Regions from separate parts of the Homo sapiens genome. Here all the other regions are linked to region 2. A link is a loop called in an ENCODE intact Hi-C map of the cell type or tissue named here. Cell type or tissue: heart right ventricle. All regions are shown on one strand. Region 1 overlaps LOC105372017 (a long non-coding RNA gene). Region 2 overlaps LINC01900 (long intergenic non-protein coding RNA 1900). Region 3 overlaps LOC124904264 (a long non-coding RNA gene). Region 4 holds the start of LOC124904259 (a long non-coding RNA gene).

Region 1 (8,000 bases), 220 kb after region 2:
GCTATGTAGCCCAGGCTGGTCTCAAACTCCTGGACTCAAGGGACCCTCCCACCTTAGCCTCCCAAAATGCTGAGATTACAGACATAAGCCACCGTGCCTGGCCTCTACATGCTATTTTAATTGATACTCCCCAAATACCTGCAGCTGGCACTTGGTGGCATGCATGATCTCAGCCCCATCTCCTCTGAGCGGATTCCTCCACAGCAGCTGGGCTCACGCAGCCACTTGTCTCAGCTCCACCTTCTCATGGACTCAACAAAGCTGTTTCCAGCAGGGCTGATTTTAACCAAGGGCTGGGGGTCTCGGGTTCCTGCTCTTCTTTTCCAGAGTGGAAGGTGAGTTTGTTTTTTGCCTTACTCGGGGCCTTTTCCCTGCACTGGATGCTTCCTTACCTGTCAAGCCCAAGCAGCTTTTAGAACTGATTGCTGACATTTGTGTTGAGAGAAGAGAGAATGAAAAAGAGCGGGCTGCGCGTTGTGGCTCACGCCTGTAATCCTAGTACTTTGGGAGGCCGAGGCGGGTGGATCACTTCAGGTCAGGAGTTCAAGACCAGCCTGGCCAACATGGTGAAACCCTGTCTCTACTAAAAATACAAAAATTAGCCGGAAATCGCTTGAACCCGGGAGGCAGAGGTTGCACTGAGCCGAGATCGTGCCACTGCACTCCAGCCTGGGCAACAGAGCGAGGCTCTGTCTCAAAAAAAAAAAAAAAAAAAAAAAAAAAAAAGAGCAAGCACTACAGAGAACTCGAGCAGGCTATTTCTGGAGAACCTGCTCCCTGTCACCCCTTTTAGTGCTGGGCAGGGCTGGAAGAGATTGTCATTTGTTGACTGTCCTTGGGCTCTTGAAACGGAGTCAAACAGCTTCGTGTCTGCGACCCAGACCTCTGGTGGTGGGTCCCAGGGAGGGATGGCTTTGTTCTGTTCATCTTGTCTATCCCTCCATTTGGGCCACGGAGGGAAGGGAGTCTCTGGCCAGCCTCACTCCTGAACACACGGAGGCTGAGGCGGGCCTAAGTTCTGTGGCAGGCGAGAGCTGTTCACAGATTGTGTTCTTGGAGGTTTGCTGCTCACATTCCAGCAGGGTCAGGAAACAGGAAGCCAAACAAAGGAAAGAAACACAGAGGAAGAGACCTAAAGGGACAGAGACAAGAAGAGGCACTTTTTTTTTTTTTGTTTTGAGACGGGATCTCGCTCTGTCCCAGGCTGGAGTGCAGTGGCATGATCTCGGCTCACTGCAACCTCTGCCTCCCAGGTTCAAGCGATTCTCCTGCCTCAGCCTCCAGAGTAGCTGGGATTACAGGTGGGCGCCACTACGCCTGGCTAATTTTTGTATTTTTAGTAGAGACGGGGTTTCACCATGTTGGCCAGGATGGTCTCTATCTCTTGACATCGTGATCCACCCACCTCTGCCTCCAAAAGTGCTGGGATTACAGGCGTGAGCCACCGTGTCTGGCCAAAAGAGTGACACTTTCAAATCCGATCCAGAAGTCTCGTCCTACTAACTTGGAGTAGAGTTGGCAATGGGAATGGAGACTTTTAAAATTAAATATTTTTATGTTAATGAGACATACAAAAAAGCAGAAGATTTATCTTACATATGTACAGTTTAAGGAATAATAATGCAGCCTGACCAACATGGCAAAAATTTGTCTCTACAAAAAACACAAAAATTAGCTGGGCATGGCGGCATACACCTGTAGTACCTGCTACTTGGGAGGCTGAGGTGGGAGAATCGCTTGAGCCCAGGAGTTCAAGGCTGCTGTGTGCCATGATTGTGCCACTGCACTCCAGCCTGGGCAATAGAGTGAGACCCTGTCTCAAAAAGAACACAAATCCTCAGGTCCTCACCACCCAGTTTAAGAAATAGAGCACTACCAGGATCTTAAAACCCCTGTGGGGCTGAAGGGGCCATTTTCAGGTACCTATGGCTATCTAATCCACTGCCAAATGTCTGAATTTACCATTCATCTACATTTAAATATGGCAAATTAGCACCTTTTTTGGCATTCTTGAGAAAAGAATTGGTTTTAATGACTTGAAGGATTCCCTACTTCCCTAACACCCTATCATTTGCCTTTTCCCAGCCCTGAAACCATTAAGGATTTTCCTCAGCTTTTGTCTGCAAAAAAAGGGTTGTTAATGCACCCAGGGAGACCTGTTCCTGTTAATAACATCTGTTTAGCCTACCCCATTCTTCCTAAATGCTATAGATATTAGAGCCAGGCATCGGTACAGACTTAAGGAAAGAGCAACTGAATCCATTTGCAACACAGCTAAGATATACAGTAAGGTATACTATAAACTACTCTACAGTATTTTATGGGGTGGGAGTGAGGAAGGGATAGGTAGGTTGCAAATTTGATTTTCTTCCTTTTAATATACAGGCACTGAAGGCAAGGAAGATCTTCCTTCTTCTTTCTCTGGCCTCTCTTCCAGAGAGGCCAATATCCCTCTTCCAGAGGGATATTGTAGAACGATTTCCTGTGTTCTGCATGATGACCTTGGGAACCACAGCTGGGGTGGGTAGCTGGATGGTGCAGGTAGGCGTAGATGGAGATTGTCTTTATTGCCTTTTTTTTTTTTTTTTTTTTTTTTTTTTCCTGAGACGGTCTCACTTTGTCACCCAGGCTGGGGAGCAGGGGTGTGATCTTGGCTCCCTGCGGCCTCGACTTCCTGGGCTCCAGTGATCTTCCCACTTCAGCCCCCCAAGTGGTTGGGACTACAGGCATGCACCACCACCCCGGCTAATTTTTTTTTTTTTTTTGGTATTTTTTTGTGGAGATGGGGTTTTGCCATGTTGCCCAGGTTGGTCTCAAACTCCTGAGCTCAAGCGATCTGCCTGCCTCGGCCTCCCAAAATGCTGGGATTACAGGGGTGAGCCACCTCTCCTGGCTGAGATTGTCTTAAGACAGATGCTGCTGAGAAGCCTTGCTGAGCTGTCCTGAGTGTCTGCCGGCAGCTGAAAGTCAAGAAGCATCTTACATCTTTGCTTGTTACTCAGAAGCAAGCTGTGATGAAGTTTCATGCACATATATCATGGTTTGTGTGTACCTGCCAACTCTTCATTTTCTGGATGTCACCAGCCTTTTTTTGGACCAGGATTTTTAGGTACCTTCCACCCCATTTTTACATCATCGCTCGCTAAGCTGGACCTGAGCCAACTTTCATCTCGGCTACCTTTTCCTGCCTCTTTGGCGGGGCCTGGAGAGGAACCGTGTGAGATCCGATGAACCGTCTCCCTTGGCCAGGTTTCAGAGCAGCCCTCCCTCTTCCCAGGCTTATTGCCCAGAATTCCCATGATCTGACACCACCAGGTGGAGCTTTTTGGTCTTGAACCCAGATGAGCTTCTGGGCTTGGGGCTTTGGGGGATCTTTTTGGATTTGGCAGTATCACTGATGGTCAAGGTCTGGGCAAAGGAGAAGAAGCTCCTTCTTATTCTCGTTTATGAAGATTCATGCCACTTTACAGAAGACTAATCCCGAGAGCTTCAGGCCCTGAATGTGGAACCTTCTTCTGAGTCTTGTTATTTTTTCCCGCCTAGAGACAGGGTCCTGCTTTGTTGCCCAGGCTGGAGTACAGTGGCGCAATCATAGCTCACTGAAGCCTGAAACTCCTGGAGTCAAGTGATCTGTCCTCACCTCAGCCTGCAGAGTAGTTGAGACACAGGTTCATGCCACCATGCCTAGCTTATTTTTCTTATTTTTAACTTGTTTTTTTTTATGTAGAGATGGGGTCTTGCTCTGTTGCTCAGCTAGATTCTGAGTCTTTTCTAGCTTGCACAGGACCTCAGAACAATTAAGGATGACCAGAGGGTGAAGTCACTAGTCAGGCAGAGACTAAGTCATCAGCTAACAGCAGGTGATCTTGACCTTGGGCCTGCCAAAGTGTGGACTTACTTGTAAAATTTTTATTACATTCCATTTTTAAAGTTTTATTTTAGGTTCAGGGGTACAGTGCAGGTTTGTTCTATAGGTAAACTCATGTCACGGGGGTTCATTGCATAGATTATTTTGTCACTTGGGTACTAGGCCTAGTACCCAATAGTTATTTTTTCTGCTCCTCTCCCCCCTCCCACCCTCCACCCTCAAAGAGGCCCTATTGTCTGCTGTTCCCCTGTTTATGTTCATGTGTTCTCATCATTTAGCTTCCACTTGCAAGTCAGAACATGCAGTATTTGATTTTCTCTTCCTACATTATTTTGCTAAGGATAATGGCCTCCAACTCCATCCATGTCCCTGCAAAGGACATAATTTTGTTCTTCTTTATGGCTGCATAGTATTCCATGGTGTATATGTACCACACTTCCTTTATCCAATCTGTCACTGATGGGCATTTAGGTTGATTCCATGTCTTTGCTATTGTGAATAGTGCTGCAGTGAACATATGCATGCATATGTCTTTATGGTAGAATGGTTTATATTCCTCTGGGTATATACCCAGTAATGGGATTACTGGGTTGAATGGTAGTTCTGTTTTTTGCTCTTTCAGGAATTGCCATACTGTTTTCCACAATGGTTGAACTAATTTACCTCCCACCAACAGTGTGTAAGTGTTTCCTTTTCTCTGCAACCTCACCAGTGTCTGTTATTTTTTGACTTTTTAATAATAACCATTCTGATAGGTGTGAGATAATATTTTGTATGTATATAGGTCTGCACATTTTTCCGGGGAAAAGTTCATTGCTTTCATCAGATTCTCAAAGGCACATGTAATGCAAAGTAGGTTAAGAACAAGGGATCACTTCTGATTGCTTGGTTTGTAACAAAATAAGAAAAATAAGGAGATACAATTCAGCTTCTCATAAAGCTACAATTCTAAGAATGCCTTTTATTCTGGGATTATGCCCATTCACTGTCTCTCTCTTTTTGCTATTAGGTTTTCTTTTATGGGATGATGGTCTAGTGAATTGTAATTACAAAAAAAAAATTTCTCTCTTGACAAAGCCGGAAGTTGGTAAAATCTTCAACTAAGAGTTCTTTCTTTTTTTCTGGCTTGTGAAATCCCACATCCTGGAAACCACTAATCTAGAGGGTTGTCTTTCTATCTGCACGTGATTTAGGGGTGTGCGGTTGTACACCATTCTTCCCCTCACACTCCCCCATGTATATGAAGGTTGTCTTTTATTATGTGCAAACCTTTCTTAAAGAACATGATATAAACATAACTCTTCCTGGCTCCAAAAAACATAACTATCACTTTGGGCAAATAATCTAATCTTCCTGGGCCTCAATTATCTTATTAAAATGAGGAAGATGGGCTGGGAGCTCTGAAGGTTCTGTCCAGATCTAACATGATGTTATTGAAGTGAATGCATGTGAGGCCAGACAGGAAAGGCTGAAGTACAGATCAGGGCCTTGAGGGAGGAGATCAGAGGCAGGGGGAGAACCCTGTCTTTTGATTTTCCTCAAAAGCAGAGTAAAAGAAAAGATTTTGGATGTATTTAAAATTTTGGTCTACATGATTCAGTGAACTCATATGCTAATTTATTTATTTATTTTTAATTTCACAGCCTAGACCTTACAAGCTAATCTGGTTTTATGAGGTGTTCTTTGTAAGATTATGTAAAATTAATGTAAAATTTAATGTAAAATTATCCAAAAGTGGATAATATGCTTTTTGAGACAAAGATGGGTAAAGGAAAACTGATCAAAATCAGCCAAAAGAATAATGAAGCTGGGCATGGTGGTCACACCTGTAATCCCAGGACTTTGGGAGGCTGAGGTGGGAGGATCACTTAAGGTCAGGAGTTTGAGACTAGAGTGGGCAATATAGGGAGATCCTGTCTCCACAAAAAATTTAAAAAAACTAGCCAGGCATGGTGGCACACACCTGTAGTCCCAGCTCCTCAGGAGGTTGAAGTGGGAGGATCACTTGAGCCTGGGAGGTTGAGGCTTCAGTGAGCCTTGATTGTGCCACTGTACTCTCACCTGGGCAAGTACAAAAACAAGAAGAAGAAGAGTGAAGAAGAGTGATAATAATAATAGTAACAGGCCAGGTGTGGTGGCTCATGCCTGTAATCCCAGCACTTTGGGAGGCCAAGGTGGGTGGATCACTTGAGGTCAGGAGTTCAAGACCAGCCTGGCCAACATGGCAAAACCCCATCTCTACTAAAAATACAAAAATTAGCTGGGCGTGGTGGCACATGCCTGTAATCCCAGCCACTGGGGAGGCTGAGGCCGGAGAATTGCTGGAACCTGGGAGGTGGAGGCTGCAGTGAGCCAAGATCATACCACTGCACTCCAGCCTGGGCAACAGAGTGAGACTCTGCCTTAATAATAATAATACTAATAGTAACAAAAAGGAGAGTAACAGTAGTTACGCTCAGGTCATTGAGTGCCAGCTCGGAACTGAACTTTGCATTCATTGTCCTCTTGAGTCCTGCAACGTAGGTTTGATCATCACATTGTTTTAGATCCAGCCATTGGCAGAGGTATGATTTGGCCCAATCCACTCACTTGAAAGCTCCCACTCCCTGTGGCCACTCCTTTAAAACAGAGCCTTGCTCCTCAAAATATGGTCTGATCACCTGCAGCGTGGGCATCCCCTGGGAGCTTGTTGGAGCAGCTCAGGCTCTGTCCCAGACCTATTCAAGCCAAATCTGGATTTAGCAAGACTCTCGAGGGATTTGTATTCAAGTAAAAGTTTGAGGAGCACTAGTTTAGATGATTCTGCTTTAGAAAAAACTTTCCCTACGCGTTAATACTTATCAAGTGTTCCCTTGCTTTATGGCTGAAGAAGGAAAGCATCACACTAAGGATGGAGAGAAGGCTGTCCTGGTTGGGGAGGGTGGAGTCCTTGCTCTACTGAGAGGGTGTGCATTTCTGAACCCTTGTTGCCTGTTTCTCTCCTTGAAAACTGAATATGTCATAGGATGTACAACACCAAGGGTGAGCCCTAACACGGACTATGGACTTTGGATTGTAACCAACGTAGCACTCTGGTGCAGGATGTGGGGATGCGGATAGTGGGTGGGGCTGTGCGTGCTGGGGGAACAAGGGGTCTGTGAGAGCTCCGTACTTTCTGCCCAATTTTGCTATGAACCTAAGACTGCCCTAAAAAATAAGGTGTATTCAAACCTGAACACACCTTAATGTATTCAGGCTGTGGGCCTTGCCGAAGATGGGACAGCTAGTAAGATAATGCCTGTTAAATTCTTTTTTAAAAAAATCATTTGGATAAAAGTGCTTTTGAAAGACAGGGTTTTGTCAAGTGCTATGATCTCATCATCTGGCAGCCCCGGCGGGCAAGGAGTCCAAGGGAAACCCAGGGCGTTGACAAGTGGGTGACTCAGGTGCCGGCCCTGCTGGCGGTGAGCAACTGCGGGGTTGGAACCCGTGGGAGGGGCAGGGAGATGTGCTGAGCTCCTTTCTGGCCAGTGCTGATGTCATCAAAGCCCCAGGGCTAAGGCTGTGCTTTCCACCTGCCCTCAGAAGCACCAGTACTCCTGGTTTCTTATTTATTTATTTTTTCTCTTCTCTCTGGTTTTCTGGGTTGTGTTTTCCCCTTTGTTCTTAAATAGTTAGTTGGGACCTGTGGTAGCTCTTTCAAGGGCTCTGCTAACACAGGACAGCCCTGGACCTTGGCTTATAGGGACTTTATATCCTCATTGTCAGTCCCTGGGGCAGTTAATATGCCTGAAACGCCCTCCACTCCCTCTTAAATGTGTGTGTGTGTGTGTGTGTGTGTGTGTTTGGTTTATTTAATACTATTCTGTAGCATAGGTAAAAGGCTTTAAAAAAACCTTTTCTGCTATCTCATTTGATTCTAAAGACAGTGTCTGGTCAATGGATGGGTGATGGTATTAGGAACACAGGCTGGGTGTCAATCATCCTCCAGTTAATGCAGAAAGAAGGATTCAGTGAGTGAAGTGACTTGCTTAAGGGCACACAGCTCTGTGCAGGTGGGCAACGTGGGAAGGCTCCCAGGGCTCTCCCTTACAAATCCCCAGGCATCTGGCTTCCTAAGCCTGAGGCCTTACTTGTCCTGCCTAAATACTAC
Region 2 (8,000 bases):
CTGTAGACATCAGAGGGGCTTCGACGCTGCACAGCTGCCACTCAGAGGGGACACTGCTGGCCTCGATCACATCATGGAGACCACAAGGATGCTGGGAATGCACTTCCCATTGGCCGAGCTGAGGATATGAGCAGGCCATGGGTGAGCCAGGGTTTCCATTTCTCTTCCCGCCATGAGAATTTCATGCCAGTCAATTTTAACATAATAATTTATTTTGCATTTTGCTGTCCTCACTAAGGTATGCATGGATCGTTAAAGATTAGGAAGTTTGTTCTTTGATTGGATTCTTTGATCAGATGGATAAGATCCTTCCATCTCTTTAAGAATGCCACCTCCTCCTCCAGCCCCAATCCTGGCTTCCCAAATTCCAAGCTCCCAACACTTGAAAGGCCCAAACCTTGTTAGGTTTGATGATAGCAATTTACAATTAACAAATACATTGATAATGAGTGTTCTTTTCTGTAGGTTTGTTTAAAAGTGAAAACAATGTGGCTAGTCATAAAAGTTTCTCTTTGTTTTAGGCTGGATGGCTCACGCGTTCAGAGGAGGGACAGCGCTTGTTGCAGAGAATGAGATTTAGTGTGATGTGTATAAAGGTGTTTCATGGCTAAAGACCAAACAGAGACTAGTGTCTCCCACTCAGGAAGAATAATCACCATGCTAATGGATTAAAATTCTGTTACATAGAATAATCACAGGTTTAAATAAGACTCTGCCTGCTTTATAATTATCAGTATGTGAAAATACACTGAATCAAGGCTGAGTGTAGTGGCTCATGCCTGTAATCCCAGCACTTTGGGAGGCTGAGGCGGGAGGATCACTTGAGGGCAGGAGTTCAAGACCAGCCTGGCCAATCTGGTGAAACCCCGTCTCTACTAAAAATACAAAAATTAACTGGGTGTGGTGGGAGGCACCTCTAATCCCAGCTACTGGGGAGGCTGAGGCAGGAGAATCGCTTGAGCCCGGGAGGTGGAGGTTGCAGTGAGCCGAGATTGTGCCACTGCACTGCAGCCTGGGTGACAGAGTGAGTCTCTGTCTCAAAAAAAAGGAAAAAAAATATATATATACGAATCAAGATGACTCTTAGATATTTGGCTAGAGCCACGGGGTTGATGGGTAGATGGTGATGTTAGTTCTCAAGGAAAGGACCTGCGACAAGTTTATTTGTCACATTTATTTCCTGTTTCAATTATTTCCAAAATGATCAAGACAGGAAATAGGGAGAACAGGTTGGGTGTGTACATATGTGTATTGAATCCAGTGCTTAAACTCACATGCTCTGAAGTCAGAGGTCATGCGTCCAAATCCCAGTTTCACCACTTACTACTTGGGTGATCTTGGGCAAGTGGGTTTATCTCTCTGTGTTTTCGGATCCTAATATAGAAAATAGGTATAAGCCGGGAGCAGTGGCTCACGCCTATAATCCCAGTACTTTGGGAGGCCAAGGCGGGCAGATCACTTGAGCTCAGGAATTTGAGACCAGCCTGGCCAACAGGGTGAAACCCCATCTCTACTAAAACACAAAAATTAGCTGGGTATGGTGGTGTGAGCCTGTAGTCCCAGCTACTCGGGAGGCTGAGGCAGGAGAATTGCTTGAACCCGGGAGGCAGAGGTTGCAGTGAGCTGAGATTGGGCCACTGCACTCCAGCCTGGGCAACAGAGTGAGACTGTCTCAAAAAAAAAAAAAAAAAAAAAGGTATAATTATAGGGTTAAATAAGACCATATATTTATAAACTCATGTGCTCAGCACACCGTAGAAACTCAATATGTGAAGATCATTTGTATTAGTAGTAGTGGTAGTAGCAGTAATATTTCTCCTGGGAATAGCACAGGAGCAGTCTAAGGAGGCAACAGTGGGTGGGTCATGATGGGCAAACAGTAGGAAGAAATGCCTGTGTTGGTACCATTTCCCAAACTGTGAAAACAGAGCCAAGAAAGCTTTGATGGACAAAACTCCCGGAAGCCTCAAGGCAGGCTCTTGCAGGGAAGAGGTCATTGAGGCATCTTGGATAAAAACGGTGGGCTGGGAAGGAATGAGACCAAGGATTGAATGCTGGAGCTGTGGCTTACCAGCTCTGAAACTTGGATCAAATTCTCTGAGCTTAATGTCTTCATTTGTAAATTGTGGATTAAAAATACCTAAATGACAGGGCTGTTGTGATGATAGATAGTGTTCTTATGTTAAAGTGTCCCACTTGGATGGATATGCAGGAAATGTTTGTTTTCCAAATAGCATCTGACTTCTTACTGAATAATGAATCCTTGAAGGCACACAGTCCTCTGAGCTGGAGGCCAGGAGTAGCTTTTGAAATCACCCAAGAAGGAGCAGCCCTGAGCAGCTGCGGGTCCCTCCCAGGCTGACTCAGACCTTTCACCCAGGCGGCCTTTGGGCCTTGTGCTTTGGGAGTCAGGAACCCCAGACTCAAGTCCGTTCTGGCCCAGCCCTTTCTTGGGCTCATTGTTCTGGGAGGCCTTGTACTATTTGTTCATCTAATCTGTTAGCAAAAAGGCAAACTAAATATCCTTCATTTGGACCTCTGGCTTATATCCCACAAAGGACAGAAGTGTCCTACCCGGGGTGGCTAGTGGCACCCCTGTCTTTGTTCCTGTTTGGCCTCTCTAAAAGGCCCTGGGCAGAGAGCTGTGACAGGTGATTGGGAAAGGGCCTGGTGTATCTGCCTCTCCAGGCCTGTTTGGACTTGATTCCTGTTCTCTGATGCCAGGAGGGGCCCCAGAAAAGCGCTGGGACAATACCTATCAAGCCCAAGTAACAAATAGAGGTACCTAAAGTTCAAACAGGTGTGTCCCTTCCTATTTTGTACCTATTACGGAGTGAAGTCAGGGTCCAAAGCCACTTTGCCTGGCTGTAGATGGCCTGTCTACTACTTACTCCCTGACCTGCTGTCTCCCTCAAGTCATTCCCCGACTGTGTGATGGCCACAGTCCCTGGCCGGGTAATCAACTCTCCACTAAGCAGGCCGCCCACCCAGATTTCTCTGCCCTGTCTCATGGGCTGGGATCCCTCCCACCTCCACTCCATCCTGAGAATACCTTGGTTCACTCCCCTATCTCCTGGGCCTCTGTCTGGGTGGCCCATGACTTCCACCTGGAATGCCATTATCTCCAAATCCCATTCTCCCTTCAAGTCCCAGCTGAAGTCCTGCCTCCTCACGATACCTTCCTGTCTACCCAGCTCCCGGGAGCACCTCCTTCAGCCTCCTATGACGTCCACTCTCCCCTCACAGGAGAGCTGCCCAGTAATCATCTTTTGTGTGTTTGCTGCTTCGTTTTGTGTTTTCTGTTTAATTTGTATCTTCCTGTTCCTCCTTCCGACCCTACACACATCTTCCAACTGGATTCCAGGGCCCTGAAAAGGCAGCCAGTGTTGGACTGGCTCATGGCTGCCGCAGAGGAGCTACCCTCCTTGGAGAAGCAAGGCTGCATCCCCTTTTTTTTGCTGACTTAACAACGTCCTGTTTCTACTTCGTGAGATGGCACTGACTCACCACTAGTGGTCGCTATTATTCACACCCTTACTTTCATAATTCAAACTAATTGGGAAACACGTATCTGTCAGCTTCTCTATGGGACTGGATTGCTAGAGGCAAAAAAAAGTGCTAGAGTCAATAAGTTTAATCAGTAACAGAAGTAAAGTATAGAGTCCCCAGGGAAACCTTTAGGAAAGATCTTCATGAGTCTGCTTATAAGGAAAGGAAGAGGCCTCCCAAGCAACAGGTCCCAGACATTCCTACTCCACATACGGATTGAATGTTTATTAAGTTCTGACAACATGCAGGACTGAAAATTTCTCTAGGCATTTATGAGGGTCATGCTGTTAAAATGAGATAAAGAATGAAATATGTTTGATATCATTATACAGACGTATACATAACTCTGTGTGTGTGTGTGTGTGTGTGTGTGTGTGTGTGTGTATACTCTTTTTTGTTTTATTTTATTTTCTTTTTTGTTGTATGGAGTCAGAAAGATCTAGCTGGGTTCAGATCCCAGCTTTGCTACCCGCCGGCTCTGGGGCCTTGGATACATCTCTTAACCTCTCTTGCCCATTGATCATTTATAAAATGTGAGCAATATTCCTTCCTTGAAGGGGTGTTGAGAGCTATAACTGAGATAAGGGTGTAGTCTGGGACCAGCAGCATCCAGGGAGCTGTCAAAATGCAGAACCTCAGGCCCCACCCCAGAGTAACCTAAGCAGAATCTGCATTTAATGAGATCCCTCAGTAATTTGCATGTATGTTAACGTTTAAAATTCCTGTCCTCAAGGAACAAATAATCAGTGTACAGATCTATATGGAGAGGATAATAGCAGCAGCTTACATCTGTAGAGTTCTCCGGCCTTTCTGAAGTGACTTTGGACTCCAAGTGAGGAGTGTTGCTGGTCGGATTTGGGTCTTGATAACGTTGACAGAAATAGCTGTGAGGACTTGGCGGCAGATGGAATGCGCCGCGGGTCTGGGTGTAGGGATGGCAGGGGGAGGAGGGGAGGTGTGGACACTGTTGGCAGAAGGTGGAAGTTAGGAAGGCTGGGAGCGTGTAAGAAGGAGATAGTGTGCTGGACATGGAGGAAAAGTTCTTCCAAGGCTTTGGGAGCATGGAGCCAAGAGACACTGAAAGAAATCAGCCTATTTACGTAGAATTTGCTAGAGCAAAGTCTTTTCTAAAAGTCACAATAGCTTTCTTTATACATTAGACTCCATCCAAATGAATAAATTCACATATACGGCAGATGGTAATAAAGCAAAACTATTATTAATTTAAAATAATAGATGATGGTGCTGGGTGGGAATCTTGGAGATCATTTTCAGTCTAATCCTTTCAGCCCCTGAGGCTCAGCTGGTGTAGGGACTTCTCTCATCTGCCACTTCCAGTGTGACCTCCTCTCACTAAACCTTTTTTCTTGGCTGTGAAATGGGGCAATAAATAACTGAGTTTACAGGTTGCTATGCGGATTCAATGAGATAATTCATGGAAAGCACTTAGCACAATGCCTGACTCTAATTAAGTAACAACATATAATATTATCAAATTGCTACTGACCTATAGGAGGTAGAGAGGGACACATTTTTTATCAAGACTAGTACAATTATTAGTAAAGATTATGGAAGTAAATTTGAGATTCAAGTAGCTAAACCAATTTTTTGTTGTTCCCAGTATGAATAATGATGATACCATATTACAATAATAGTAAAACCAACAATAACTGCAACAATAATTATATCATACTAAACACTAACCATAGCTAACATTCCCTGGATGCTTATCATTAGGTTGGTGTGAAAGCCATTGTGGTTTTTGCCGTTAAAAGTAATTGGAAAAAGAGCAATTACTTTTGCACCAACCTAATATATGCCAAGCACTAAATGAAGCACTTCACTTGGATTATCTCATTTGATTCTTCAAACGTGTATGATGTGTATAATACTATCACCAGTTTATAGATGAAGCAACTGAGGCCTAGTGAGATTAGGTATTGGGCCCAAGGCCTGGAGCTTGTACGTGGAACTCACATTGGAATCCAGACTGCCTGGCTCTCTAAATTGCTCTCTTAACCACTACACTAGCTCCCACATGAATATACCAGTGAACAAAATGCTCTTTCCATTGGTGGCAAATTAGGTGCTATTTGTTTTCTGGCCTGATGCTGTGATACATTTTAAAGAAAATACATGGTTGCAAGTTGAAAAAGAGAGTAGCTTGAAAACAAAAGAAAGGAGGATTGGAAAATCTGTTAACCTCCTGTGTGCTGTGCCAGGGACAGTCACATGCATGAACTCAATAACCCTTTGTGGATATGACCTACATAGTCATGGAGAGCAAACCTTAGCCTCAGAGAAGTTAAGTCATGTGCCCAGGATATAAACTAGTAAGTGAAGGGGCTGGGATTTGAGCCTGAGCCCAAAGCCCAAGCTAGCTCAAAAAAGATGCGGAGCCCTGACTTGTATTTTGACCCAGAGGAAAATTAGATCTCTCCCAATTTCCCAAAGTCCCTAAAACCTGATACCACTGCCAAATTCCTCTGCCAAATTCATCATAGTCTTAACACAGCTTGAAGGACTTCCCGTAGAACTGTTGGAAATTCTGTCCTGGAAGGGCATGTAAAGCTCCTTTCTAGAAGTATTTTACTTTGGACTTATGGCTCACCCCTTTCCAGTATGAATTATAAGCAGCTCACAACTACACAACTGTACCACAAGAAAACAGAAAATTTAGGTAGGAAGGAGAAATTTAGGCTAGGAATAAGGTTAATTTCCAAAATATATGCCAATAGCCCTGAATCAGGTCAGGTAGGCCGTGTGGTATTTTTAATTGGAGTAAATACTGCATTTACTCCCAGAGGGACTATAGGCAGCAAAATCCAAGTAACTTCCTCACGAGTCCCTGGGTCAGGTGAATTACTGTAGAAAATGGGAGATACTTCAAGGCATGGTCTGGCCTTAGAGCTAAAGTTCTGCTTGGGGAACAGGCCCTTCCTTAGTCTGTCTTATAGGCCCCAGGGTAAGACAAGTGTTTGGCTGAAGAGCCATAGGCCCCCCTCTCTGCAGCAGTTCTCAAGTTCTTAGTGCCTTTTCTCCGTGGTACTGTTGCATGTGATATTTCACTAAAACCCCTTTCCTTTCCCTTTTTTTTTTTTTTTTTTTTTTTTGAGACGGAGTCTTGCTTGGTTGCCCAGGCTGGAGTGTGGTGGTGTGATCTCAGCTCACTGGCAAGCTCCGCCTCCCAGGTTCATGCCATTCTCTAACCGTGTTAGCCAGGATGGTCTCAATCTCCTGACCTCGTGATCTGCCCACCTCGGCCTCCCAAAGTGTTGGGATTACAGGTGTGAGCCACTGCACCCGGCTTTTTTTTTTTTTTTTTTTTTTTGTGGCAGTGGGAGGGGAGACCCAGTCTCTCTGTTGCCCACGCTGGAGTGCAGTGGCATGATCTCAGCTCACTGCAACCTCCTTCTCCCGGGTTCAAGTGATTATCTTGACCCAGCCTCCTGAGTAGGAGGGATTACAAGTGTGCACCACCACACCCAGCTAATTTTTGTATTTTTAGTAGAGACAGGGTTTCACCATGTTTGCCAGGCTGGTATCGAACTCCTGACGTCAGGTGATCCACCCACCTCGGCCTCCCAAAGTGCTGGGATTACAGGTGTGAGCCACCACTCCCTGCCTCTTTTATTTATTTATTTATTTATTTATTTTAAACAGAGTCTCCCTCTGTTGCACTGCAATCTCTGCCTCCCAGGTTCAAGCGATTCTCATGCCTCAGCCTCCGGAGTAGCTGGGACTACAGGCACACGCCATCACGCCTGGCTAATTTTTGTATTTTTAGTAGAGACAGGGTTTCACCATGTTGGCCAGGCTGGTCTCAAACTCCTGACCTCAAGTGATCCACCCGCCTAGGCCTCCCAAAGTGCTGGGATTACAGGCATGAGCCACCGTGTCCCGCCAAAACCCCTTTTCTTTGACGTGCTCTCGTTCCACTGAAGGGGAAAGCTCAGCTCTTCCCAGGATGCAAAAAGCCTCCTTCCCCAGCAAGATGGAACTCCCAAGCTCCGGGCAAAGGGGCCTGTAGAATTTCTCTCATTTATGGCTATCAGAAAAATAGGGCGGGAATCAGCCTTCATCACCCGGACCCAACCTTGTGTCAACAGCCCTCACAAACAGAGGGGCCCAGCAACCACCTTTTACACCGCCTGGTACTGTACACGGGCACCAGTTCACACGCTCAGCGAAAGGAAAACAAGCGGTGGCCCTGTCCCGCCGATAATGCCCGACCCTGCGGCAGGGGCCCTTGTTCTCTCCCTGCGCCTTCCCGCGCCCTGCGGGCAGCCCTGATAAGTCTGCGTGGTGGGCAGGCTTGTGTTTGAGTTCGGGTTGTCAGACCCATTACTCAAAGGGAGGACGTGGACTTGCTTTGAGAAGGGCGAACTCTGGTCTTAAAGACTAGGCGAGGACAACCATGATTTATGATTAACCCAGTGACTCCACTGTTA
Region 3 (8,000 bases), 710 kb after region 2:
TTTTAATTGTTTGGCTAAGGTGGATGGTGACATTGGAGCTGAAAACAACCATTAATCCTCCTTAATAAAAATTAATTTGATCCTTGAATTTTTTTCTGCTTTGAATGTTGAAAAGTTGACATAACATTTAAATCTTCAGGGTAACCAAGGACAGTAGTATAAATCATGTCCTTTCACTCAAACTAATAGTTTTTTGCCTAAAAGCAAACTGTAATAAGCAGATGAAATAAATATTTTGAGCAGAGTCATTTCCTGTTGGGTAAAAAATGAATACTTTACCTTGACATTAAGTATATACACTTGTTAATATTCTGTTTATTATTTGAAACCTTCCGTTATAATATTATTCCTTATTATTTATTCTTCATTATTATTTTTCCTTATTATTTATTTCCTTATTATTATTTATACCCTTATTATTATTTCCTTATTATTTATTTCATTATTATTTATATCCTTATTATTATTTATTTCCTTATTTCCTTATTATTTGAAATCATCCTATAATGGAAATCATCACATACAAAGTATTGTATGGGTATTTAGGAGTGAGTTTATTTCTTTGAAATATTTGTTTCCCTAAGTTAGAATGACTTAGAAAAATTAGCACAAACCATGCAATATCAAGGATGTAAAACTGACTTGTATCTGAACAGACGGGAATTTTTGTTAAAGAGTATTCTTACAAGCTGGTATGGCTTTTAAAATGGCCTCCACATGTCCGGAGGATTTGTCTCATTTTAAGCCAGCAGTGTTGCTCCATCTGAATGCTGGAGACATGAGCCCAGTTCACAGTTAGCAATCTTCTTCGCACATTACACACATGCCAGGTGACATTCGCACACCTGACTCACCTTCATAGGATACCTACATCGTAGTGAAACTCGAGATAATGTGGGAGGGGGAGGAGTAAAGCAGTGGAGTGATTTATAATCACTACAGTTATTAACTCCAGAGTCACTTGTTTTTGATGGAAATATTACAGGCTCCATATTATATGCAATTTCAGAGTGCCAATTGCAACCCTGTTCCTTTTTCTCCTTGTTAAGAAATCATATTGGCATGCAAGTGAGCAAGAATGAAGAACTACAAGAATAACCTCAAATGTTGAATTTGATTTAATTTACTTTAAAAATAATTGCAACTATATTTATACATATATTGTACAGATATGTGTACAAATATTTAATAATTATACACATCAATACTTTATTTTTAGATACAAATAATAAGAACAGGACAGTTGATATAAAGCAGAAATGGGGAGGTCTGGGCTGTCTTCCAAGATCTTTTGTTTTCAACTTGACATTGTCTCTTTTTACATCTGCTGTGAACAAAATGGTGAAGCAGATAAAATATACCTTCGATGTCTCCCACGTCTTATATTTGGGGTTCCCTGCAAGCCCTTGGCACCCGCGGGCCTGGCTCCCAGCTCCCAGGGCCTGTGCAGTGCTGTCCTGCGGCATTGTCCCATGCTCCTCAGCTTCTCTTTCCCCAGGAAAATTTACTTCTCCAGTGTTTTGTGTCCTAGGACCCTGTTCTCTGTGCTGTGAATATGATTACTCTTGGGTAAATGTGCTGTTTCTCTTTGGGTCACATATTGCATTTCAGCAGGCACCTCCCAGAGTTTGCCTTAACCAAAGGAGTTTACAGTAGGCAGCTGATATCTTTGGGTGGGTGTAGCCTGAAATTGCACTCTATGCTATTAATCCTTTCAGTAGAGTTGGGTTTGCCCCTTCCATATTATGTCTTTAATTGCAGAATGGTGCTATCTGGACCCTGAGAAAAGTTTTGCTTTTAACTGAATACCCATGTACACAGGATCTGATAGAATACACCTGAGTTCCTTACTTCTGCTCAAGATACACTTATAACCCAAACAGAGCACCTGGAGTGGTTTCTCTACCTTATTCAGCTTATTCTAGCAGCTTCTTAAACTTCTTTCTTAATTGTGTGGGCCAATTACTCAGTCACCGTCTCCCTATCCTTCAAGGAGCCTCCCACTTCTATAGAGTCTCTCTCTCTCTCCATCGTCCACTACCATGAGCCTCTTGGTCCTTAGAAACCTCTAATTCTCCCTCCCCCCTGAGATTCTTTCCTTCTCTTTGATCTTCAGAATGGGGATGTCAGTCATTTCCTTCCAACTAATTTTGTTTTCTTCTTTTTTCCCAGATGAATCTGAATAAGACTTTGACTTATGAAAACAGGAGGAAATGGAAAAGCAATCCTATTAGGGTCAAATATCTTCAAGACGACACACTCGTACATTGCCAAGAAAGACTCAGCATAATTCCCTTGTGTTTTTACACTACAAAAGGTCCCTATCTCCTTTCTGTAGCTGGAGTTGCTTAAATTTGATATGCACATAACTTCAGAAGGGGGTAGACAGAGCCCATGCCTCCTGCAAGGAGTGAGAAATAGACCTAAACGATCACAGTTCATTCATTGATTTTGCAAATATTATTGATCATTTACTTTATGTCAAGCACTGGGGATAAAGTAAAGCAGTGGGATCTAGTTCCCTACCCTCCTGGAGCTTCTGATCCAGATTCCTAGAGCTGAAACAGGCTTTGAAGACCTCTCAATTTGTGGTTTCCAAATTATCTACCAAAGGTCATTAATATTCTATGCAATATTAATTGGTATTTCTTGGAGTAGGATGACGTGAGGAATTGTGTTCCATGGTCAAATTAAGTTCAAAGTGTTAGGTTAAACAAAGTTACATTAGTTTCTTCATGCCAGGCTACTCAGAGCCTTTCTATGTTAACACACATTGTGACTCTCTGACGGTGAGGGGGAGAGGATGAGATGCAATATGATCATTTGCTTTCCCCACTTATTTCAACACAAATCTTTTCTGAAGAGTACCCATTAATAAAAACTGTTGGCAGAACATACTTCTGTTAATGCTTCCAAAGCCAAAACCTAAATCCACGTTTCCTTCAGCACATGAGGAAGCTGCAGTGACCTAGAATGGTGAGGGGCAGAACTGAGGCAAGAACCTGGATCTCATTATTATTTTCTTGATCTTTTACCCATTCCATTCTGCCTGTTTCTACTCTCTTTCTCATCCCCTGGAAAGACATATAAAAGCAGTGTTTCTTCCTTCTTTATTTACCTCCTTCTTAGATCATGGTAATGGTGATTGTCTTCTCACCTATTAACTGGTTTCTTTCTCTGCTGTCTATAGCTTTGGGTCATAAGCTCTTAAAAGTCAAAGACCAGCTTTTACACAATAAACTCATGAACGATTAGTGATCAGTAAATGCTTGTAGCCAAAAAGCAATGGTTGACAGCTTCCTATGCACCTCTCCCCGCAGCCTCCCACACACCTTCCTCCTGTAGATTCTCTCTCCTTGTGCCAACCGAGAACTATGGAGGCCTCTTTTCTCCTATAACAATATCACCACTGAAATAGGTTATGCCTTCTAAACTGCTTTAAAAGTTTCACTAATAAGTTTTAAAACTGATTTTGCCTATTACACAAGAGATTGCTTAATTATTAATACAATTCACTCGTGATTAACTAAGAATACACAGACTATTCATCCTGTCATACAGGCCAGGTTGTAGATGAGAGTTTTTGTGAGTGTGAGAGAATTTGGACTTATGCATGTATGCGTTTAATTTAAAAATCTACTTAGCTACGAATCAGGACATACGGACGTGATTTTAGACTTTGGAAACTTGAGGGGGAAGAAACAATCTCTGCTATCTCGACATTAAGAGGTGTGTATCTCTGTCCCTAATAAGCAAGGAGGGGCTGCTATACTGCCACCTTGTGGTAAATATGCACAAAGCCAGTAAATAAACACAACCAACCTTCTCCTTAGTGTGTTATTACATAATGCCCAAAAGAGGAAAATACTTTTATTAAAACATTATTCAGGAAAATGAACTATTTTAGCATGTGGATAATTAAATATATATTACAACATGTCCTATGTGACAGAATGAATATTCTGTATATTCTCCCTAGTATTTAATCATGTGTGAATCACATGTATTAACAATTTTTATATTTTATGAAAGTTTATCGATAAATACATACATATATGGAGAGAGAGAGAAAAAAAATCTCTTACCTGAAATGCTTGGGATCAGAAGTGTTTCAGATTTTGAATTTTTCAAATTTGGGGATATTCAAATACAGATAATGAGACATTTTGGAGCTGGGACCCAAGCCTAAAACACAAAATTAATTTAAGTCTTATATACACCTTATAAACATAGCCTGAAGGTAAGATTATACAATATTATTAATAATTTTATGCACAAAACAAAGTTCATGTTCACTGAACCATCAGAAAGCAAAGGTGCCCTGTCTCAGCCACGCATGTGGACGGTCTGTGGTGGTTTGGCATCACTGTCATTCCTGACTGAACTGATACGCTACCAAGAATCATTGTTGACATGTGTACAAACAGAAGTATTTCACAGTAAAAAAAAATGACATACCAGTCATACAGTGAAAAAATATTACGTTAAGGGTAAGGAAGCACAGTAGCATCGCCAGAACAGCTGGGGGTGCTGAGGAAACTGCCATGAGCCTGTGTTTTGAGTGTGACCCACCACATGAGGTCAGATGTGGAATTTTCCACATGTGGCATCCTGCTGGTGTTTAAAAAGTTTCAAATTTTGGAGCATTTCAGATTTTCAGATTAGGGATGTTCAAAGAATATATACATATATAATTTTGGCTCTTAAATCAGATTTTGCCTTCATAAGCAAATCAGCAAACACAGTCACCACTAAGCACTCACTTCATGTGTGACTCACACTGTGAAGGGATTTCAAGTCTTTTGACAGACCAAGACAGGAAGCACATCTCAATACACTATGAAGCAAGCTTTGGTGGGTTAGATTAGGAGATGTTTTCTCAGAAAGTGACTACTTCTGGGATCTCTGTTCATCACCTGTTGAGGGGTCAATCCCGAGGGGTTGAGATGCTCTGGCAAGAAGGGACAACTAAGGACATCCCCTCACTTCTTGACAGTCAGCCCCTTTCCCACAGGGTAAGGGATTCAACCAGGACCAGGTAAAAATAATATTCATTCACTCTTTCTTTCATCAGACAATAATTATTACATCTACCATGTGTCAGGCACCTGCTAAATGGTGGAAATATAATAGTGAGCAAAATCAAACACAGTCTCTGCTCTCATGGATTTTACAGAGTACTGATTAGACTTGACCGAGGACAATGGCTGAAGACCAACAGAAAGTGATCATTTTACATGTGTGGTCACTTACACATTCCAACCTGCCCCTGAAAGAACTTGTCTCAAAAGAGCTAAAAACAGAACTACCATTGGGCCCAGCCATCCCTTTACTGAGTATATACCCAAAGGAATATAAATCACTCTATCATAAAGACACATGCACACATATGTTCATTGCAGCACTATTCACAAGAGCAAAGACACGGAATCAACCTAAATGCCCATCGATGGTAGACTTGATAAAGAAGATATGGTACATATACACCATGGAGTACTATGCAGCCATAAAAAAGAACGAGATCATGTCCTTTACAGGAACATGGGTGGAGCTGGAGGCCATCATCCTTAGCAAACTGGTGCAGGAACAGAAAACCAAATACCACATGTTCTCACCTATAAGTGGGAGTTAATGATGAGAACACATGGACACAGAGAGGAACAACACACACTGGGGCCTACTTGAGGGTGGAGGGTGGGAAACAGTAGAGGATCAGGAAAAATAACTATTGAGTACTAAGTTTAGTACCTAGATGATGAAATAATCTGTACAAAAAACCCTCATTACACAAGTTTACCTATATAACAAACCTGCACATGTACCCTTGAACCTAAAATAAAAGTTAAAAAAAAAAAAAAAAAGAAATGGAGAGAAAGGAATCTCCATGTTAAAGCCCACTGAAAGATCATAGTTGTGGATGTAGCCCACTCCATAGGTGTGCTTAGTATGAGTCTAGCACTGTGCTGGAAGATACTGATAACTTAAAACCCAGCCAACGCTTTAGAGTAGCTGAACTGTCATTACAGCACAAGACACACGTGAAAAGTTAATTAACCTGGAAGATCATAAAGCAGTATAAAATACAATGCTAAATGAATGAATGGTACAGGCAGTACAGAACTGAGCAGAGAAAGCTCCATGAAGGAGACAGCAATTCCTTAAAGCTGTGGAGCTGAACCTTAAAGATGAGCAGGAACTGGGTAGGTGAAGAGACAGAAGAGGGGTGATGGGAAAACATCCTAGGTGACAGAAATAGCAGAGAAAATAGGAATGAGATGCACTTGGAAATGTACATTGAGGAGCATGAGAAGGAGTTTGAGATTCCTTGGGCCTACTAAGAAGTCTATTTTTCTGAGTATAAATAGAAATTTACTATGTTCAGGCCAGGCACGGTGGCTCATGCCTGTAATTCTAGCACTTTGGGAGGCCGAGGCAGGTGGATCACTTGAGGCCAGGAGTTAAAGACCAGCCTGGCCAACATGGTGAAACCCTGTCTCTACTAAAAATACAAAAATTAGCTGGGTGTGGTGGCACGTGCCTGTAGTTCCAGCTACTCAGGAAGTTGAAGCACAAAAATCGCTTGAACCCAGGTAGCGGAGGCTGCAGTGAGCCAAGATCACACCACTGCACTCCAGCCTGGGCAACAGAGTGAGACTCTGTCTCCAAAAAAAGAATTAAGAAAAAAAGAAAGAAAGAAATGTACCATGTTCAAAGAGTGAGCTCTGCTCTTAGAGTTTCTCCTATTTTCCCTTCTAGCCTTATTGGCAGAGCTAACCAGCCGGGTGGACAGAAATGTGTCACCAAATAATAGGGTCACTGGGCTGAACCAGATGTGGGTGGAAGAAATAAAGACCTATTCCCATCAAGTCTCCTAGCTCCTCTTCCCTGCCAGGATTTCCTGTCCTGACCTTAGGGCAGAGCCTGCATCTTCCCTTCAGGAAGCAGGGTCTGGAATATTTGTCATATCAGAAAGGAGATGAGAGGTTCTGTGAGAGGTGTTCAGAATAGAAAATGCAGGTTTACAGCTCAGCAGAGGCCTGAACAGTAAGGTAGAGAGTGGAAAAAAGAGAGCTGTGGGGGGCCCAGGGCAGTCACATGGCAGAGGCACCTGGAAAATAACTGCCCAGCATCACCCACCTCCCTCATCCTCCATGAGTATCTCCTGAGCTCCCATCACCTCACTGCTAGGTAACCTCCACTCAACTAACTTCCCTATGCTCTTTCCTTATTACATGAATCACATTAGGTTAGGCTGTGTTCCTTTACACTCTGTTACTTAATATTTACTTTTTTTTTTTTTTTTTTTTTGAGACGGAGTCTCGTTCTGTCGCCCAGGCTGGAGTGCAGTGGCACGATCTCGGCTCACTGCAAGCTCCGCCTCCCGGGTTCACGCCATTCTCCTGCCTCAGCCTTCCAAGTAGCTGGGACTACAGGTGCCCACCACCATGCCCGGCTGATTTTTTTGTACTTTTTTTAGTAGAGACGGGGTTTCACCGTGTTAACCAGGGTGGTGTTGATCTCCTGACCTCGTGATCCGCCCACCTCGGCCTCCCAAAGTGCTGGGATTACAGGTGTGAGCCACCACGCCCGGCCAATATTTACTTTTTGAGAATTAAAATGCACAAGTGTATTTAATACCCTGTGAATCTTTACTCTTCACATAAAATCGGTTATAGCTTTCTAGCATAGGATAGGGTCCAAATCCAACCTACCACCTATGTTTGTAAATAGAGCTTTATTGGAACACAGCCATGCCCCCATTTTAATGTATTGTATGAATAACTGCATGCTACAATAGCAGAGCAGACTGGTGGTGATAAGGACCGTGTAGCCCACAAAGCCTAAAACACTTAAAATCTGGGCCTTTACATCAGAAACTATTGAATCTGACATAAAATATACAGTATGTAGTTAATGATGACAACACTTGGGTTCAAACTTACTGGGCAAGGTGATGTAATCTCTCTAAGTCTCAGTTGTCTCACTTCCGAAATGGGAAC
Region 4 (8,000 bases), 87 kb after region 2:
TACTCGGGAGCCTGAGGCAGGAGAATTGCTTCAACCCAGGAAGCAGAGGTTGCAGTGAGCCAAGATGGCACCACTGCACTCCAGTCTGGGTGACAGAGAGAGACTCTGTCTCAAAAAAAAAAAAAAAAAGAAAAAAGAAAAAAAAAACACCTTCCTAGGGAAGAAATCCTTGAGTTACTTCCATAATGACTTCTATTCTCTTTGAGACCAGCCTGACCAACATGAAGAAACCCCATCTCTACTAAAAATACAAAATTAGCTGGGCGTGGTGGCGCATGCCTGTAATCCCAGCTACTCTGGAGGCTGAGGCAGGAGAATCGCTTGAATCCGGGAGGTGGAGGTTGCAGTTAGCCGAGATCGCGCCACTGCATTCCAGACTGGGCAACAAGAGCGAAACTCCATCTCAAAATAAATAAATAAATAAATAAATAAATAAATAAATAAATAAATAAATAACAGATTTTCAGTTTGCCAATAGAAAATCTGTTATTCAGGGAAGGTCATTATTGTCCTGGGCATCTAGTTCCATGTTTAGTGAATTTTGGCTATGCTGGTTCTCACTCTTGTTGATCCTTGAGAGGTTTCTGTGCCTTGAGGTTTTGCTCCCAACCCCTAGTCCTTTGTCTTAGTCAGTTTCAGCTGATTTAACAGAGTTATCCCATACACTGGGTGGCTTACAAACTACAGAAATTTATTTCTCACAGTTCTGGCCACTGGAAAATCTGAGATCAAGGTGCCAGCAGATTCGGGGTCTAGGGAGGGCCTGCTTCCTGGCCCACATCTGGCCGCCTTCTCACTGGATTCTCACATGGTAGGAAGTACTCTCTGGGCCCCTTTTCTTTTCTTTTTTTGTTGAGAGGGAGTCTTGCTCTGTCACCCAGGCTGGAGTGCGGTGGCGCGGCCTGGGCTCACTGCATCCTCTGCCTTCTGGTTTCAAGCGGTTCTCCTGCTGCAGCTGGGATTACAGGCGCCCGCCACCACGCCTGGCTGATTTTTTGTATTTTAGTACAGACCGAGTTTCACCGTGTTGCCCAGGTTGGTCTCGAGCTCCTGAGCTCAGGCAATCCGCCCCTCTCGGCCTCCCAAAGTGCTACGATTACAGGCGTTAGCCACTGCTCCCAGCCACTGGGCCCCTTTTGTAAGGGCACTGATCCCATTCATGACCAAATCACCTCCCAAAGGTCCCACTTCCTAATACCATCACATTGGGGATTAGGATTTCAACATACAAACTTTGGGGAGACACAAGCATTCAGTTCATTGCATTGCATTGCCCCAAGGTCTCACCGCCTCCATAGGAAAGCAATTGGCAAGCGGTTGTGTGGGGCGGTGCTGCGAAATGGCAAGTTTTCTCTGTGCGCAAGGCACAGGTCTACGGGCTCAGGCTCCGTTCCACAGTCAGACTTCTCCCTGCTCCACTTGGCTCTGTGGCTGCTGACAAGCTCTGTCCACTGGCACCAGCTCCGGCCTCAGAAGTTGTTAACGCTGTTGGGGTGTCCTTTATGAGAAGCGTGAGCTACCGCAGGCCCAGGAGGCCCAGTGGTCAATCAGCCGCGTTCTCCTTCCAGGGAGGGGATGCCCAGCCATGCTCCCTACTCCTTGCACGGACTGAATGCACCAATTCTTTCCTAGCTGCTCACCCATCAGCCCCCCAACCCATAGAGCTCTTGAAGGCAGTGATTGGGTCTTACCTATTTATTTGTTTGTTTTTATTTTGTTGTTATTGTTGGTTTTTGGGCTTTATTTATTATTATTATTTTTTTAGACAGAGTTTTACTCTGTTGCCCAGGCTGGAATGCAGTGGCTCAATCTCGGCTCACTGTAACCTCCGCCTCCTGGGTTCAAGCAATTCTCTTGCCTCGGCCTCCCGAGTAGCTGGGATTACAGGTGCATGCCACCATGCCCGGCTAATTTTTGTATTTTTAGTAGAGATGGGGTTTTGCCATGTTGGCCAGGCTGGTCTCAAACTCCTGACCTCAGGTGATCTGCCAGCCTCGGCCTCCCAAAGTGCTGGGATTACAGGCATAACCCACCACACCCGGGCCATAGGAGGTTTTAATTAGTACACCAGTTTGGTAGAAAATTTTGTATTTTTAGTAGAGATGGGGTTTCGCCATGTTGGTCAGCTTGGTCTCGAATTCCTGACTTCAAGTTATCTGCCCGCCTAGGCCTCCCAAAGTGCTGGGATTAGAGGCGTGAATCAGTGCGCCTGGCCTGTGTCTGATTTATTTCTGCATCCCTGTATTTAACCAAGGGTGAGTGTTTAAGAGATGTTTGTTGCATGAAGTGATGCTCAGTGGCCATTTGCATCTGTAAAAAACAAAACAAAACAAAACACTTGCCTTTCTTTCTTTCTTTTTTTTTTGAGATGGAGTTTTACTTTTGTTGCCCAGGCCGGAGTGCAGTGGCATGATCTCGGCTTATTTCAACCTCTGCTTCCCGGGTTCAAGTGATTCTCCTGCCTCAGCCTCAGCTGGGATTACAGGTGCCCACCACCATGCCTGGCTAAATTTTTGTATTTTTAGTAGAAACGAGGTTTCACCATGTTGGCCAGGCTGGTCTTGAACTCCTGACCTCAGGTGATCCACCCACCTCGGCCTTCCAAAGTGCTGGGATTACAGGCGTAAGCCACTGCGCCCGGTCAGCACTTGCCTTTCACATCAATCATTTTTAATGAAGCAGTCATTGAGCCCATCCTATGAGTGGGTGCCAGAGTAGTACTAGACATGCAGTCCCCACTCTCAAGGAACTTCCGGTTAACTAATATGACAAATAGAATTGGATAACTTAATCAAAGTGTGCTGACCAGTGCTGGCCTCACGGGGACTAGACCTTCATCTTCATCAGAGGCACATTGGGAAAAAACCAATGCATGAAAGTCATGTTGGATGTTGTGGCCATTGATAAAGTACAGTTAGCATTAGGTACAGTGCAGGTGAAAAATAATGGTTGGTCTAGCCATTCAGTGCCTAGTTGTGTTATATCCTTTGTGTATCTCAAAGCATTTTTTGTGCAGGGGAGAAAAAGACTCAGAGCTTTCAAATCAAAGAACTTGGCATCTCAGACAGTTTCCCAATGTCTCCCCTTGGTTATGAAGACAACTTCTTGTCTCCTGAGTCCTTCTCTGTTAACAATCTTCAAGAAATTGTCTAAACGAGTTGCCTGGGATGTGGGCGTGATGGCTTGGGGGGGTATGTGAGTTTATGTCCTCCTAAATGGACTGCCCTTGACAAGAGATGCATTGTGTGACACCAGCAGCTAAACTTGTAAAACGTGTTCGAAGCTCAAAATGTATCATGTTTTACCTGAGAAAATAAGCGATGGTATGACATGTGTTGGAGAAGGCACCCTGCTGCCTCTGCAAAATAGTACAGTGGAGAGCGAATTCTGTCCATGCCTTGCCAGCTTTCAGGAGGGAGATGCAGGCAGGGGGTTCTTTGTTTGCTCAGCACCTCACGCCAGGCCATGCCCGTGACAGCCCAAAACGCAACTGTGAATAGAAAGTCTATCACAAGGGTTCTCAAATACGAAAGTCGAGTTGGAACAAAGAGCAGGCACCAGCCAGTCTTCCTCTGTTAAAGATTATCCAACGCGTCACCTGGGTGCCAACGTTCCCATAAATCCCAGCAGCTATAAGCAGCTCTGTCTCACCTAGTGTAACTGAATGGCGTTGAAACCCTGCCGGGGACCTCGTGGCATTCCATGAAACGACCTCATCACAGGGGAATGAACTTTATCTTGAAGGCTGTAAGTGTGTTTGCTTGAAAGATGATTTACCACGCTCAACAATGACCAAATTTCCTAAATTAAACCTGATCCTCATGTTATAACTCTGAATTTCACAATCTCATCAAGAGGAATAGATCAGCTAGGGAAGTGTAAATCTCTCTGGGATGGCCTTTCAGTGAATCGGAAGGCTGATTCCCAGTTGGGCAGAAGCAAAGGCAGGAGGGTTTCACACTGGGGACAAGCAGAAAGCAGTGCCTGTCAGAGTAACAGGTTGAGGGAAGCTCCCTCCCAAACTCTGCTCCATCTTCCTCCCTCTAGGTCCTAATTTTTTGTCTGTTTTTCTTTTAGGAAGTGAGGCTTTCAAGGGTTCATGATTTGTGATAGAGAACATTAGCACCCCTTTCTCCCCCTTCTTTTTTTCTCACTTTGTTGCCCAGGCTGGAGTGTAGTGGCACGATCTTGGCTCACTGCAACCTCTGCCTCCCAGGTTCAAGCAATTCTCCTGCCTCAGCCTCCCAAGTAGCTGAGACTACAGGCACGCACCACCACACCCAGCTAATTTTTGTATTTTTAGTAGAGATGGGGTTTCATCATGTTGGCCAGGCTGGTCTTGAACTCCTGACCTCATGAACCACCTGCCTCGGCCTCCCAAAGTGCTGGGATTACAGATGTGAGCCACCATGCCCAGCCCCTCTTCTCCCTTTTCTAGGCCAGTAGGAGAAGCCACTCACTGTGGGCAGCAACTGCACGGACCTCTTAGAGTGGCCAGAGCCCTCCCCAGCTCCGTCTTCCTTACTCTCTTTGCTCAGTCCCCAGTGGCTTCCAAACATACAGCCTGGTTCTGAGAGGAGAACGGCCCACATCCCTTGCTGAAATTTCTCCCCTTTGCTCTAATTTCTCCAGGGCACTTACAATCCTGTTAAAGGATAGGGACTAATCCATGGAAACCATTTGGGAACACATAGAAGACAATAGAGTTCAAAAGAGGTCAGGAGGCAGGGTGCGACATATTCTGAAAGACTGTACAGAAGGTAATCTTTGAGACTCCAGCAGTGAGTATGGCTTGGACAGGTAAAGAGAAGGCATTTTAGATGAGGGACATGTCATGCCGTAGATAGATGGCAGGTACACGCTAGTTTTCTAGACCTCGATCTTTTGTGCTGTTTTGTTGAAACTTGTGCCAGAGCTGCGTGGTTTAAAAGTAAGGGTTGGGCACGGTGGCTCACTCCAATAATTCCAGCACTTTGGGAGGCCGAGGCCGGCAGATCACTTGAGTCCAGGAGTTTGAAACCAGCCTAGCCAACATAGTGGAACCCTGTCTTTACTAAAAATACAAAAAATTAGCCGGATCTGGTGGTGCATGCCTGTAATTCCAGCTACTCGAGAGGCTGAGAGAGGAGAATCGCTTGAACCTGGGAGGTGGAGGTTGCAGTGAGCCAAGATTGCACCACTGCACTCCAGCCTGGGTAACAGAGGGAGACTCTGTCTCGAAAAAATTTATATTTATATAATAAAATAAAAGGCCAGGTGCAGTGGCTCACGACTGTAATCCCAGCACTATGGAGGCGGGTGGATCACTTGAAGTTGGGAGTTTGAGACCAGCCTGACCAATGTGGAGAAACCCCATCTCTACTAAAAATATAAAATTAGCTGGGCGTGGTGGCGCATGCCTATAATCCCAGCTACTCTGGAGGCTGAGGCAGGAGAATCACTTGAATCCGGGAGGTGGAGGTTGCAGTGAGCTGAGATCGTGCCACTGCACTCCAGCCTGGGCAACAAGAGCAAAACTCCATCTCTAAATAAATAAATAAATAAATAGAAATAAAAGTAGTATCAGGCCAGGTGTGATGGCTCATGCCTGTAATTCCAACACTTTGGGAGGCCAAGGTGGGAGGATTGCTTGAGGCCGGGAGTTTGAGACCAGCCTGAGCAACATAGGGAGACCTCATCTCTACAAAATCAGCTGGGCATGGTGGTGCGCACCTGCTGTCCCAGCTACTCAGGAGGCTCAGGCAGGAAGATCCTTGAGCCCAGGAGTTTGAGGCTGCAGTGAGCTATGATTATGCCACTGCACACCAGCCTGGGCAACACAGCTGGACCCTGCCTCAAAAAATAAAAGCGAAGAAGAAGAAAAGTAGAATCAAAGCCCCGTGCTTCTGGAATTGGGCAGCTGGTCTCAGGGAGAAGCTGGATCTGAGGACCACAGAGGTGTCTTCCAGCTCTAGAACCTTCAACATGCATAGCCATGAGTGTGATTGGACCCTGGGTGCCCTATGGACTTTCTACTGACCTGAGGTCACTTACCTTTCTTAGCTGATGAGGCTGTTTGTTACAGAGGACAGCAAGGATTTCAGAGTCAGACACAGCTGGGAGGAAATTCTGACTGTACTCTTACAAGTTTGGGCTATCTTGGATACGTGACCAACTTAAACGCTTTGCAAAATCAGAATAATGATGCCCTTTTTCCAGAGTTAATTTGCGGGAAAATATGAGGTAATATATAAAATTCCAGGGCCTCCATAAATGCTGGTTTCCTTTTTTCTTCCCATTTCACTCTTCTGGAGGGATTTTTTTCCTTCTCTAAACCTTTACTTCGCCTAGCTGGCACTTCCTTTCTCACTTCCCCCCCCCCCCACCCCAAATTGTCCCTGGTCTCCGTCTGAAGGGCCCGAGTGTGTGTACGGAAAGATTAAGCTGCCCTTTTTATAAAGGAGAAATGTATTCAAAATGGGGCACATCAAAAGTAAATGTAGGTGACAAATGTTTATATTTGGAAAGTGTTTCTGCTTTGATCCTGGTTTCTATTTTTTTGAGAGTTTGACAAATGTGCCCTCTGGGCCTTGGCGTCAAACATCTTCAGTCAGCAGAGCACTTTACTTGACGGGAAACTCATTTGATCCTGTACTTGCTGCTCCCCACAATCTGGGAGAGTCGAAGTCACAGAATAGAACTCCCCTTGTCTTCCTGTCGTGCAGCCCAGAGCCATTGTGGCTGGGCCAGGGATGGGCCATGCCTGCTTCTCTGAAGTCTTGCTCTTGGGACTGCAAAGCCAGAGACTGATGGAGGCCATCCCTGGCTCCTTTCTCTGAAGTATACTTGGCCATCACGAGTGGTTCCCTGACATCCTCTGCCTCCCTGCCTCCTCCATGAGCTCACATTGAGCTTTTTCTGAACAACCTCTGACCCAGCCACTTTTGAAGATGCCAAAGGTGATTTCCCAAGGGGAACTTCAGGGGTGGTTGCGTGGCATTGAATGCTGAGGAAAGTCTCCATACAGTCAGCTGATTTTTCCAGGGTTTCTTGCCAAGTGTTGCCCAATCCTTGCAGGCAGGTTATAAAGAGGCTCCATGTGTGCGGTGGCTCAGCGTGGCAAGGGTGTGCCACAGCCTCGTGTTGTTTTCAACACTCCAGTCAGGAGGACGTGTGGCCGGCTGCACTGCTGATTTTCGCTGGGAGGTCTCCTTATTCACAAAGTGGTTTCTTTCAGTCCAGACTGATTTCTTCCTACTTTTGGACCTGTGACCTGAAAACAGGAAAGAAGGCTACTGGGATAGTATCCACTATTTCTGCCGGGGTCACTGTCCAACCAAGTAAAACAGGACCCACTCTGAGTATTTCCAACAGAGGGACTGCTGCCATGCCAGGAACTGGTTATGTGGGGGAAGGGATGGTTGAGAAGCCAAATGGGACAGTGAGACAACAGAGAGGTTGGCTGCCGTAGGAAGCCACTGCCACGCAGGCTGGAGGGACAGAGGAGGAGGTTGTACTACTTGGGTGTAGGCACTGGGGTCACCTAGCAGAGGCTGGGACCGCCGTGGGTCCATCTCTCAGGAGCTTGAGCCCTGGACAAGATGCATCCTCTACAGTGGTGATGGAGCGGGGAGAAAGGTTCCTCCTTTTCCTCCCTATCTCCCACCATTGGGCATTGCTAAATCTGGACAGAAGCCATTGATACAAGTCCTGGGAAACAGCCTGCAGGGGCGGCCACTGACTCCCCAAACAGCAAGGAACGGTGAGGAGGTTTTTTGGTCCCCCTGCTGCTTAGAAGTCTGCTCTGGGACTTCTTCCTTCTCTGAAAACCAGAAAGCAGTAGTAGGAGGGGAGAAGGCTGGGATTCTGCAAAGAAAATGGCATAAATGGCCTATGCACAGCACAGTCAGAGCTACCCTCCCGTGTGGGGGTGCCTGGCAGGCCCCGCTGTTCCCACAGCACCGCTCATCCCTAAATGACTCTGCGGCTCTCTCACCAGTAGCTGTGGCCTACTGCTCCTT

The links. Hi-C counts contacts between places; a loop is a spot of excess contacts. Peaks named below come from ENCODE experiments on the same cell type or tissue, not always from the same donor. Only the 100,000 strongest peaks of a DNase experiment are listed, where the experiment ranks them.
Region 1: it touches region 2 in a loop (3-fold over the local background); 3 of 110 quality-filtered maps call a loop at or near these places.
Region 3: it touches region 2 in a loop (6-fold over the local background); 10 of 110 quality-filtered maps call a loop at or near these places.
Region 4: it touches region 2 in a loop (4-fold over the local background); 8 of 110 quality-filtered maps call a loop at or near these places.

The regions. Positions count from the first base shown.
Region 1 is chr18:22,216,535-22,224,534 of GRCh38, forward strand. It overlaps LOC105372017 (a long non-coding RNA gene), which reads left to right. Exons shown (of 3, transcript XR_935279.3): 2 at 145-335. Among named protein-coding and RNA genes, the nearest start is that of GATA6, 51 kb to the left of the region's middle. RefSeq lists an enhancer at 1,745-2,352. In heart right ventricle, a CTCF peak has its summit at 3,289 (motif pointing right); a DNase peak (open chromatin) is centred at 7,290.
Region 2 is chr18:21,994,289-22,002,288 of GRCh38, forward strand. LINC01900 (long intergenic non-protein coding RNA 1900) reads left to right here. Exons shown (of 3, transcript XR_001753529.2): 2 at 1-141; 3 at 522-689. Among named protein-coding and RNA genes, the nearest start is that of LINC01900, 17 kb to the left of the region's middle. In heart right ventricle, a CTCF peak has its summit at 3,505; a DNase peak (open chromatin) is centred at 4,455; H3K27ac peaks cover 3,581 bases.
Region 3 is chr18:22,700,736-22,708,735 of GRCh38, forward strand. LOC124904264 (a long non-coding RNA gene) reads left to right here. Exons shown (of 2, transcript XR_007066309.1): 2 at 1-88. Among named protein-coding and RNA genes, the nearest start is that of RBBP8, 230 kb to the right of the region's middle. In heart right ventricle, a CTCF peak has its summit at 3,791 (motif pointing left); no DNase peak of the experiment used is centred here.
Region 4 is chr18:22,081,165-22,089,164 of GRCh38, forward strand. It overlaps LOC124904259 (a long non-coding RNA gene), which reads left to right and starts at 3,645. Exons shown (of 2, transcript XR_007066304.1): 1 at 3,645-3,747. RefSeq lists an enhancer at 3,384-3,678 and a silencer at 6,498-6,670. In heart right ventricle, no CTCF peak of the experiment used is centred here; DNase peaks (open chromatin) are centred at 1,457 and 3,586; H3K27ac peaks cover 4,293 bases.